Regions from separate parts of the Homo sapiens genome. Here region 1 is linked to region 2. The links are chromatin contacts, found by Hi-C or POLR2A ChIA-PET in ENCODE. All regions are on one chromosome and are shown on one strand. The core of a region is the stretch at or near the end of the contact, and the rest is flanking DNA. Distances in the headings are between cores, read along the strand shown. Region 1 overlaps ETS2-AS1 (ETS2 antisense RNA 1). Region 2 holds the start of PSMG1 (proteasome assembly chaperone 1).

What was found. Hi-C counts contacts between places; a loop is a spot of excess contacts on that map. ChIA-PET counts read pairs that join two places held with the same protein, here RNA polymerase II (POLR2A). Pooled maps may share reads with other maps.
Region 1: a loop to region 2 is called in a pooled map, with 3 times the contacts of the local background. The contact joins the enhancer-like site here to the promoter of PSMG1 in region 2. A Hi-C loop is called at or near these places in 1 of 168 maps with a recorded cell type or tissue (adrenal gland) and 3 of 50 pooled maps. POLR2A ChIA-PET finds 5 or more read pairs at or near these places in 3 of 52 experiments (H1, MCF 10A and activated B cell).

Annotation. Positions count from the first base shown.
Region 1 is chr21:38,907,829-38,912,442 of GRCh38, reverse strand. All of the region lies in intron 2 of ETS2-AS1 (ETS2 antisense RNA 1), which reads left to right. Among named protein-coding and RNA genes, the nearest start is that of ETS2-AS1, 28 kb to the left of the region's middle. Within about 2 kb of position 1,567, at least 15 of the 41 ENCODE cell types and tissues checked have a DNase peak (open chromatin) inside an H3K27ac peak, as active enhancers do; they include adrenal gland, where a contact is called at or near this core.
Region 2 is chr21:39,182,032-39,186,577 of GRCh38, reverse strand. PSMG1 (proteasome assembly chaperone 1) reads left to right here and starts at 3,127. Exons shown (of 7, transcript NM_003720.4): 1 at 3,127-3,326. The coding sequence starts at 3,193. It overlaps BRWD1 (bromodomain and WD repeat domain containing 1), which reads left to right. Exons shown (of 41, transcript NM_033656.4): 41 at 1-1,096. RefSeq lists silencers at 2,952-3,171, 3,372-3,451.

The DNA of each region.
Region 1 (4,614 bases), core at 318-2,817, 270 kb after region 2:
GCGTCAGCGCTTCATTCCTTTCCATGGCTGGACTGTATTTCATTGTATGTCTGGACCACATTCTGTTTCTCTAGTCATCAGTTGATTACTTACTTTTCAGGGCCCACTTAGCCTTTCTTCCCAAGGGCAGGGGCTCTGTTGTCCACTGTTTTGGAGTCTTCCAGCAGACTTGATGGAGTGTACCAGTGGTTTCCTTGCTGGGCAAATAACCAGAGGGTCCCTGGGTACGGGAATCTCTGAGTCCTGATCTTTGGCTCTGCTGCAGACCAGGTCACTGTATGATCTTTTAGCAGCCTCTTTACCTCACCTGGCCTCAGTTTCTTCATCTGAAAAATGAAGGGCTTGAAGCAGATGGTCTCTAACACTTCTCCTGGCCCAACACTTTAAGATGTTTCAGCAAAGCAGTGAAGAAGCAGCCTTCTGTGACCTTTCTGAACAAGGCAGAGGAAAGCAAGCTGTAGGCTGACATAGTTAGGTGATTCCATAACAAAATTGCGCTGTAAACAATCATCTGGATCAATCGACAGAAGGCACTTGCAACAGGTTCCCAGATGACAGAAAACTATAGGAATGACAGGGAAGGAATGATGGGGCAGATTAAAATGGAGAAATTTAACAGGGACAAATGTAAAAGTCGGACATTTTGCTCCAAAGTTCAACAGAACAGCTACCTGCTTTGTTGGATATGTTCAGGCAGTGTCCTTTATAAGAGTTTGATTGACTCTAAATGAATCTCATTATGAGTCACCATTGGGACAGGCTGCCAAAAGGCCAATGTGACTTCAGATTAAATCAATAGAGGTCTACTGGCTGAAACAAGGGAGGTGACATTATTGAGTCCATCCCTGGTGTATGTAGCTGCTACCCTCTGAGAAGGAGGCCCCCAATAGGAAAAGCCAGAGGGAGGATGGATAAGACATGAAGAGCTCTAGAACCATGGTTTGGTAGTAGGAGGGGCTCAGGGTTTGGGTCTTTAAAAGATAAGACAGAGAGTGCTGTTCACATCTGTGAAGGAACATGGCATGAGAAGGGGAGTTGACTTCCACCATGGGGACCTGCAGGGTGACTGGGGCTGGAAGATGATCAATTGTGACCCAGGACCAGGAAGAACTTCGCAGCAACAAAAGTCACAGGAAATGGAAAAAACTCCTGGTGAAGAACACAGACAGACACGGGGCTCCACTCATTAGGGGCGTGACTGGGGAGACCAAGTCACGACTTCGAGGGTCCTTTTCATCTTTGAAATAAAATGAATTGTGCTTAGATGGGGTGGGGCAGGGAGGTAGGGAAGCACCAATCACAGAAGAGTCGTAGGTACCTGGGATCAGCCTTCACTGGGTCCTGCCAGCAAAAGAATAGCTGCCCCTGCCCCAGTTTAGAGTTTAAATGCAAACTCTAAATGTTTAGTACCTGAAACTCCCAGAGGTAAATTACTTTCTGAGGCAATTGTGCATTCATCTGAGGCAATCAGCTATCTCTAAATCCACCTAAGCCCTCATTTGAATCAGATCGGGTGATTCACAGCAATTTGATGTCACTTTGAAAGCTGGTTTGTTGCCAAAACACCAGCCTGGTGCCCTTGATGACAGCCAGGCACAGGGCTGGGTTCTGCCTGGAATTGAAGAGGCTGGTGGGTGGGGGCGTCTTTGGCACCTTAAGAATTTTGAGAGGAGAGAAGGGAGCCCTGTGGCTGCTTTATGGTGTTAGGTCTGTAAACTGCCTAATTTAGCACAAATGCCTTTCTTCATCCAGGTAGCCTCGGGCTTTCTTCCACAAGCGAAGTGTGTGGCCAGTGAGTCAGATGACCTGCTCCTTCTGGAGATGGCTGGTGCCATTCTCAATGTCAGTGGTCGCTTCTTACAGATCCCGATAGATTCAGGCCTCAGGTAGCCAAACAGGGCATCCCATGGCCCCGGCCAGGTTCTGTAGAGGCAAATGTTCAAAAGGGAGTGGCTCTGACACCATTGTCCATGCTCCTCCCTGCCTTGCTTGAGCGACAAGTGTGGCTGCTTTTAGGAAGTGGGGCTTGCTTTGGGAGAACTGCCTCTCGAAGGACTCACACCTATAATTCCCTGTTGTTGTCTCTGGAAGTCTGCAGCTGCCTGGTCCTTAGGGTGAAAAGCAGCTGGGGAAGCTGGAGCCACACATTCCAAAGGGCTTCAGGGACAAAAGCACCCTGAATTTAGGAAACAAAAGACAGGTGGAGGAGGAAGCATCCAGCAACCCCCTTGTAATCTCAAAAACTGACTCACGCCGGTGCCGGCCATAGGGCTGCCACGGTATATGGCTCAAGGAAGCCCAGGCTCTCCTGGGAGGTTCTAGCCATTGTTGAGCCTGTGAAGGAAATGTGTCAGGCCAGCCCTTCCTCACTTTCTTGATTTAGCAGGCTGGAGCTAGCTGTAAATGCTGATCAATTCCAGTTGCCAGACTGGAGCTGTAGCAGCGACCTGGGTGATCTCAGAGCCCCATCCCCTCATCTGTCACGGGAGAACTTGGCCCCGGAGCACACTCCAGATATCTCGCTCAGAATGCAGTTCTGAGCATCAAACACACAGTTCATGTTCCTGACTCTGTTGGCTTTGGGACACTCTATTGGCTTTGGGACACTTTCAGGATGTTCTTGCAAGCTACTCACTGTGGGCCTCAGAGTCTGACCTGTCCAGAACTGCTGGTCTGCAAGGGGGCCTGTTCTTGGGGGTTCCTGGGGACCCCCACCCCAGGGACCACCCAGTGGTTGAGGGAGGGAGAATTGGTCATGAACTATGGATGATGCCAGCACAATATCAGATGTCATCACCCCGCATGGCCTAGGTACTCGCCTAAACAGACATCAGCACAGAATTTTGGGTGAGGGGGTCTTCCTGACCACGCTTTCACTCCTCAGAAACCTCTACTGCCTGGTGCTCCTTCCTCAACTTGTCCCAGAAACAGTGGCGTCAACTAAAGAGAAAGCGGGAAGGCAGGTACCTTCGGCAGGGATCTGGCGTTGGAACCTCTGCCCCGAACGTTGAAGCGCTGCTGTCACAATCACCTCATTCTGTCCCAGGACTTCCTCCTCAGCCTTTCCCCAGTCCATTTCTGAGCTTTGTGCCCTGTTCCCACCTCCCATAGCCTTTTCCCTCCTGCTGAGATAGGAGAACCGCCAGGAATGTAAACTCAATCTTCTCCTCTGGGGACTCTATGCTGCCTGCTACCAACAGCAGGCATCCCAGGATGTGGGATTTTCAGTGCTGAAACCAGGACAGTGATTCTCAAACTTTTTTTGATCCCAGGTTTCTCTGAAAATCTGAAGGCCATGGGCCCTCTCTCCAGCACAGCCTCCATAAGCCCAGACACATGCCATTGTGCATGCAATTCCAGGGGTGCTGGGATCCCCTTCCCAATCAAAGAGAGGACTTAGGGACCCATGGACCTGTCCAGAGACCTAGGCTGAAGATGGTAGCATGTAGGGAGGGGAGGTTGATGCCATGGTTAATTGCATAAGCTCTGGAAGGAGACTGGCCATGCTGCCTAGCCAAGCGCTCCCACTATACAGCTGAGAACCCTTGGACAAGTTTCCTAACCTCCCCAAGCCTCCCTTTCTGCATCTATAAAACAGGAAGCACATCTGTTTCATGGGGCATAAAAGACTTAATAATGACACATAGTGTGAAATACAGTGTCTGGCAGAACAACATCATGCATGCACTCGCCTGTTCAAAACATGCACTGAGCTGCCACGTGCCAAGGCCTGTCTTGGGCTAGAGATCCCCTTTGGGAACAAGACAGAGTCCTTGCCTTCTGAGTACTTACATTTTAGTGGGTTAAGGCTGTAGGGGCCACAGGCTCTTGACCCCTAAAGTTCTGCTGAGAGGCATAAGGCAGATGGATTAATGGGAGAAAAGGCATAAAACTTATTTAACGTGTATGCACAGAAGCCTTCAGAATGAAGCCCCAACTTCCCAATGAGTTACAGAAACTTATGTACCATTGTGGGGTTACAGAACGTATGGGGGTTTGGATTCCGGTAAAACAGGTTATGGGAATGGGAAGAAGAGGAATTCGATTGAGGGGCAATAAATGATTGCCAGGGAGAATGATTGGATGGGAGAACAGAAATAACCTTGTAAGTAGCTTTCTTTGGAATTCAGATGATACTTGGAGTCTTCTCGGGTCAGGTCACACCTTGGTCTTCTTTTCTGCCATAGATAAGAAGATAAGTGGGAAGGGGAAGAAAGAATAATTGCTCTCCTTGGAAGGTCTGGATCTTAGGCAGATAAAGAAACTTCAGCTTCTTTGGGAAAGACGGTGTGTATAGGGGAAGGTCAGAGAGACCTTGAGGCTTCCTCAATTCGACATGTTAAAACCCTCTATTTTGGGGTATTGGTTTCTGAGTCTCAACAAGGCTAAATCAATAGTAATTGTTATGATTACTTGTTATTTATTGTTGGTGGTTTGATTTGGAACTCAGGACAACATTCACTTTCAGGTCCTACTTAGTAGCCCGTTTCCCATCAGCATGATCCTCTGCAGGGCCGACAGATGGGGAACTTTTTGATAAAAGGGAGAAGGCTCCTTTCACCCCTTATCAAAACATTGTAGTAGCTTCGGTGCTTAAGTGTCATCATTTTCGTT
Region 2 (4,546 bases), core at 1,878-4,377:
AATCAGGCATTTTTCCAAAGGAAGTGCTAATGGGCCTATTTGACTTCTGAGTGAAGCAAAAACTACCCAGATCCATTCCCTACAATTCACATCCCCAAAGGTCAAAAACAAACTAGGAGGACCTGGGAATTTCAGCTGGAGATACTGATTATTGAGTTCTGAAGTAGAGTGTTGGAAATAGGCAATTAGAGAAAGTCCATTGATGTCATTTTGTTTATAATATTGCAGTTCATACTGAATGACCACTTGATATGACTAATTCAGGGAATATATATTTTTCTATGAAAGCTATGAATGTTACTATCACGGCTTTTCCTTATTTTTACTTGTATGTAGCAGCATTTACAGAAATGCCAAAAATGTGCCTCATTAAGAGGCAGGTCTTAATCAGTTAGATAAAAATAAAATGTATAGCTTAAGATCAAAACAGTCATATTTTTAGATACAGTGAAATCTTTTATGTTTCTCTACAGCACCTTAAAAATTAGAACTTGAATACTTTGAGTAAACTTACTACAATCTCATCCCAACAAACTTTAATGGTAGCATGTTTGGCCTATTTCATTGTGGCCTGTACTAGGATTAGAAAATTTGGTCGTGGTATAACAAAGAAGTGTATTTACAATAGGATTTAATTTGTTGTTAATATGTATTTGTTGAAATTAAAATTGCCAGATTAAATGAATATACTGTCGCATCTTTTTAACATAGTAACGTGTTACTGGAAAAATTAAGTTGTTGAAAGTAAGTTGTTTTCCCATTTAAAAATATCTGAATATATGATTTGCATGTGTAAATCTGAAAAACTAAACTACAGAAACCTAGGGTTTTCTATTTCTTTTTTAAGTCAAATGCATTTTTTTTTTTTTGTTATACAGATGAACCAAGTGTCTAAAATACTTGAGAAATTTGTGGTTGCATGTCTGTTTTAAAAAAAAGGCTTTTTGTTTTTTAGCATAAGCCAGAATATTCTAACCTACTAAGTCTGTGTCCTTTGCTCCTTTTGTAGTATACTTTCATCTAAATTACTGATCCCCAATATGTTGATACACAGGTGAGAAAGGGAAGAATTCCTAATAAACTGCTATTACTTTTAGGTGCATGGGGTTTGATTTTTGAGCTCTAATGAAATGCTTAAACTTCTTTCCAGTTCAAATTTTACACTTAATTTATAATATTTATTGAGTATATTATGTCCTCAACAAGTAACTATAAAATGAAATACTTAACTCGGTGAAGACTATTTTATGCAAAGTTTTTTTTTTTTTTTTTTTTTTTTTTTAGCAATTTCAGTGTAATGAAAGAATTTAAGCTTTGAATTTATAATTTGCTGTGGTGGGGTTAATTTCTGTCAGTATTTGAGATTGTATTATCAGTCTTGCATAATGAAATCCTTTTTTGGCTAAGTATTTAATTCGAACATATTTGCCTTTTTAAAAAGTGCTTGGCCTAAACTTATTGTAACTGCATGAAATAAGCATTTGCTTAAAACTTAACATTGTAAAATTGTTCTCTCTGAAATGTGTGCAGAATTTAAATCATGGCCAAATGTATTACTATTACCCTATTTACAGTAATTTGCTTTGCAGAAAATATTTCTTCATCATGGAACTGTGAAATCAAATTGAAGATCTTACTGGTAAAAATGACAAATTAACAAAAGGACTAAGACAAGTGGTGCCCAAACAACCTTTTTATTCTGCAGTTCCATCATCATAATAGACCAGTTAACCCAGGAGTCCTAATGTTTTAAAACATCATTGTGGTGATCTTGTTTATTCTATCTCACTAAGGATATCCAGTTTCCTAAGCTCTTACTGGCTAGCAATTTCGTCTTAATTTTATTGCTAAATGTTCAAATTTTGCTTCCAAACTCACTTTATTTTTGCAGATGTGTACATCTGCTAAGTACTAATTTTATGTAAATGATTTTGTTGATTATCTTTCCACATCTTAAAATGTTTCTAACAGCTTTGAGATTTTATCTCAACAGGCTCTCTCTGACCCCAAAGTAGTACTTACCTTCGTGACTACTGACAAAGTCACAAAATGCAGGCGATGTCATGTATTTCGGTACAACTAAATCTAGGAAACGGTTTTTTCATTGCATTACTGCATATTTTCATTTTCATTTAAATTATGTCCCCTTTTTCTCTTGCTTGAAACAGTGCTCCTCGAACTTTGTCTTCCAGCACATTTTAAAGAGAACCAATTAAAGAACAATCACACATTCTGCTTATTAAAGGCTATTTAAAAAGAAACATTTTGTATTAGAAAATGGCCAACTTTAAAACACTATTTTTTACACTCATAAAAATGTTTTTTAAATCGCCTTGACAATCATCAGCTTTTGAAATGTGAATTCCTATTGCCAGAGTAAAGGTCTCGTTTTTATACCACCACGAAGCGCTGTATTTCTTGCTGCCCTTGCGTCCGCCCGTGCCCGCTGTCTGAGGGCGCGCCTGGCTACGGGGGCCCTCAGTACCACCGCGCCGCCACCTACCTGGGCAGTCGAAATTTGGAGCGGGTGCTCAGTACACTAATGCTACCCCAGTCTCTCCTAACGCAGAAGGAAAATGGAAACGGACGATGAGGGGACGGCCCCACAGCTCCCGGACGCCACGGCCAGCGGCGCTGGCTCCGCCCCTGCACCCCTGGTTCCGCTACCGCCACGAACGGAGGCCCCGCCCTCCTCTCGCCCCCTGCCCCTCTAGCCCGCAGTCCTCCCACCTCCTGGCGCCCGCAGGGCTCAAGCTGCGAATGAAAGCCTTTGGGGGCCGGACGCGGTGGCTGAGGCCTGTAATCCAAGCACTTTGGGAGGTCTAAGGAGGACGATCGCTAGAGTCCTGGAGTTCGAGACCAGTCTGGGCAACATAGCGAGACCCCCTCCCCCAATCTGTAATTTAAAAACAAAAAAGCTGCGGGGACTGCTGGCCCAGGGCATGACAGCGCGGGCGGGCGGTGTAGAGGGCGTGGCCGCGAGCTCAGGGTGTGCCTGGGAGCGAGCCCTGTGCGGGGCGGGACGTAGCGCCCGCGCGGTGGGGGTGTGGCCGCGAGCTTGGGCTGTGCGCGGAGGGCGTGGCCTGTGCGGGGCGGGACTTATTGCCCGCGCGGTGAGGGAGCGTGGTCTCGCGCAAGCCGGCGTGCGGTCCCGCGGCGCTGCAGTTGTGTCCAGCCGGTCACGGGGCGGCTATGGCGGCCACGTTCTTCGGAGAGGTGGTGAAGGCGCCGTGCCGAGCTGGGACTGAGGACGAAGAGGAGGAGGAGGAGGGGCGGAGGGAGACGCCCGAGGACAGGGAGGTGCGTCTGCAGCTGGCGCGGAAGAGGTGAGGCACCGGGATAAGGGCAGCGCGCTCACCGCAGCTGGAAGGTGCGCGGGCCTGGCAGCCGCGACGGCGCCTAAGGCCGGGGCTCCGCGGTCTTCCGAGTGGCCCCCGCGGTTGCCGCCGCTCCTTGGCTCTGCTTGGGCCCTGGGTCTCCGTGAAGCCGCGGCGTCCAGCGGCGCCAGCCCCAGGTGTGTGTGGTTCTCGCGTGGATCTGCTGGCGTTTCGTGGAGTCCAGGGTGAAGCCGCTGTGGGAGGGCTGGGTTCAAATCCGTTCTTTAAAGGCTTTCTGGAGCGTTTCTGGAGCATTTCTGGAGGCTTGGTGTCTTGCGGACTCGTGATCTTCCCGCTTGTCACACTGTCTTGGGCCGCAGCGCTCCCGCGGGCCCCACCACGTTTGTCGTGGATTGTTCACGGACACACCAATTCCCTCGAAACTTTTTAAACCTGCACCCAACACTTCAATTAGCATGATGTGTCAGTAGCCGATGAACACGCTTTAAAAAAATTGTTTCCAAACACAAAAAAGTGGGAGAAAATAGTCAAGTGAGCCCTGACCCCTACACAACCGGGTAAATTCAACAGGAAGATTTTGCCACGTTTATTTTCTCTCCCGCCACTCCTAAGCGAATTCCAGTCATCATGGCCTTTCACCTCTACATTTTTCAGAATACATCTCAAACGTTTTAGGGATTTTCTTACATATGCTATTATCACCCCTAACAACACTAATACTAATTTTCCAGTATCATTTTGTAGTCCATGCTCACTCACGTTTACCTAGTTTTTTCAAACATGACATTTTACAGTGGTCTGCGTGAATGAGAATCCTAACAGGGTCCACAGGTTACATTTAGACGTGTCACTTCATTTAGAGCAACCTCCTCTTACCCCTCCTAAGAGACAGGACTGATTGTCTTGTCCAGTGCCCCCACACTCTGAATTTGTCTGATAGCTTCGTTGTGGTGTCACTTAACGTTTGTATCACCTGCATGTCCTGTAAAATGAATGTTCATTTGGAGGCTTGGTCAGATTCTCATTCAAAGTTTTGTCGGCAAGAATGCTTCTACTAAGTGGTGCTTTCTGTTTCTTATTGCAGGCTATCCCCAGCTGTCTCACTTTTAGGGATGCTAAGATTGGTTCTTGGGTCAGGTGGACAGCCTGATCACTATTTTAGAGTTCTCCGTAAACACGTATGCAATAGTTTTATCTGTTGGTTATCA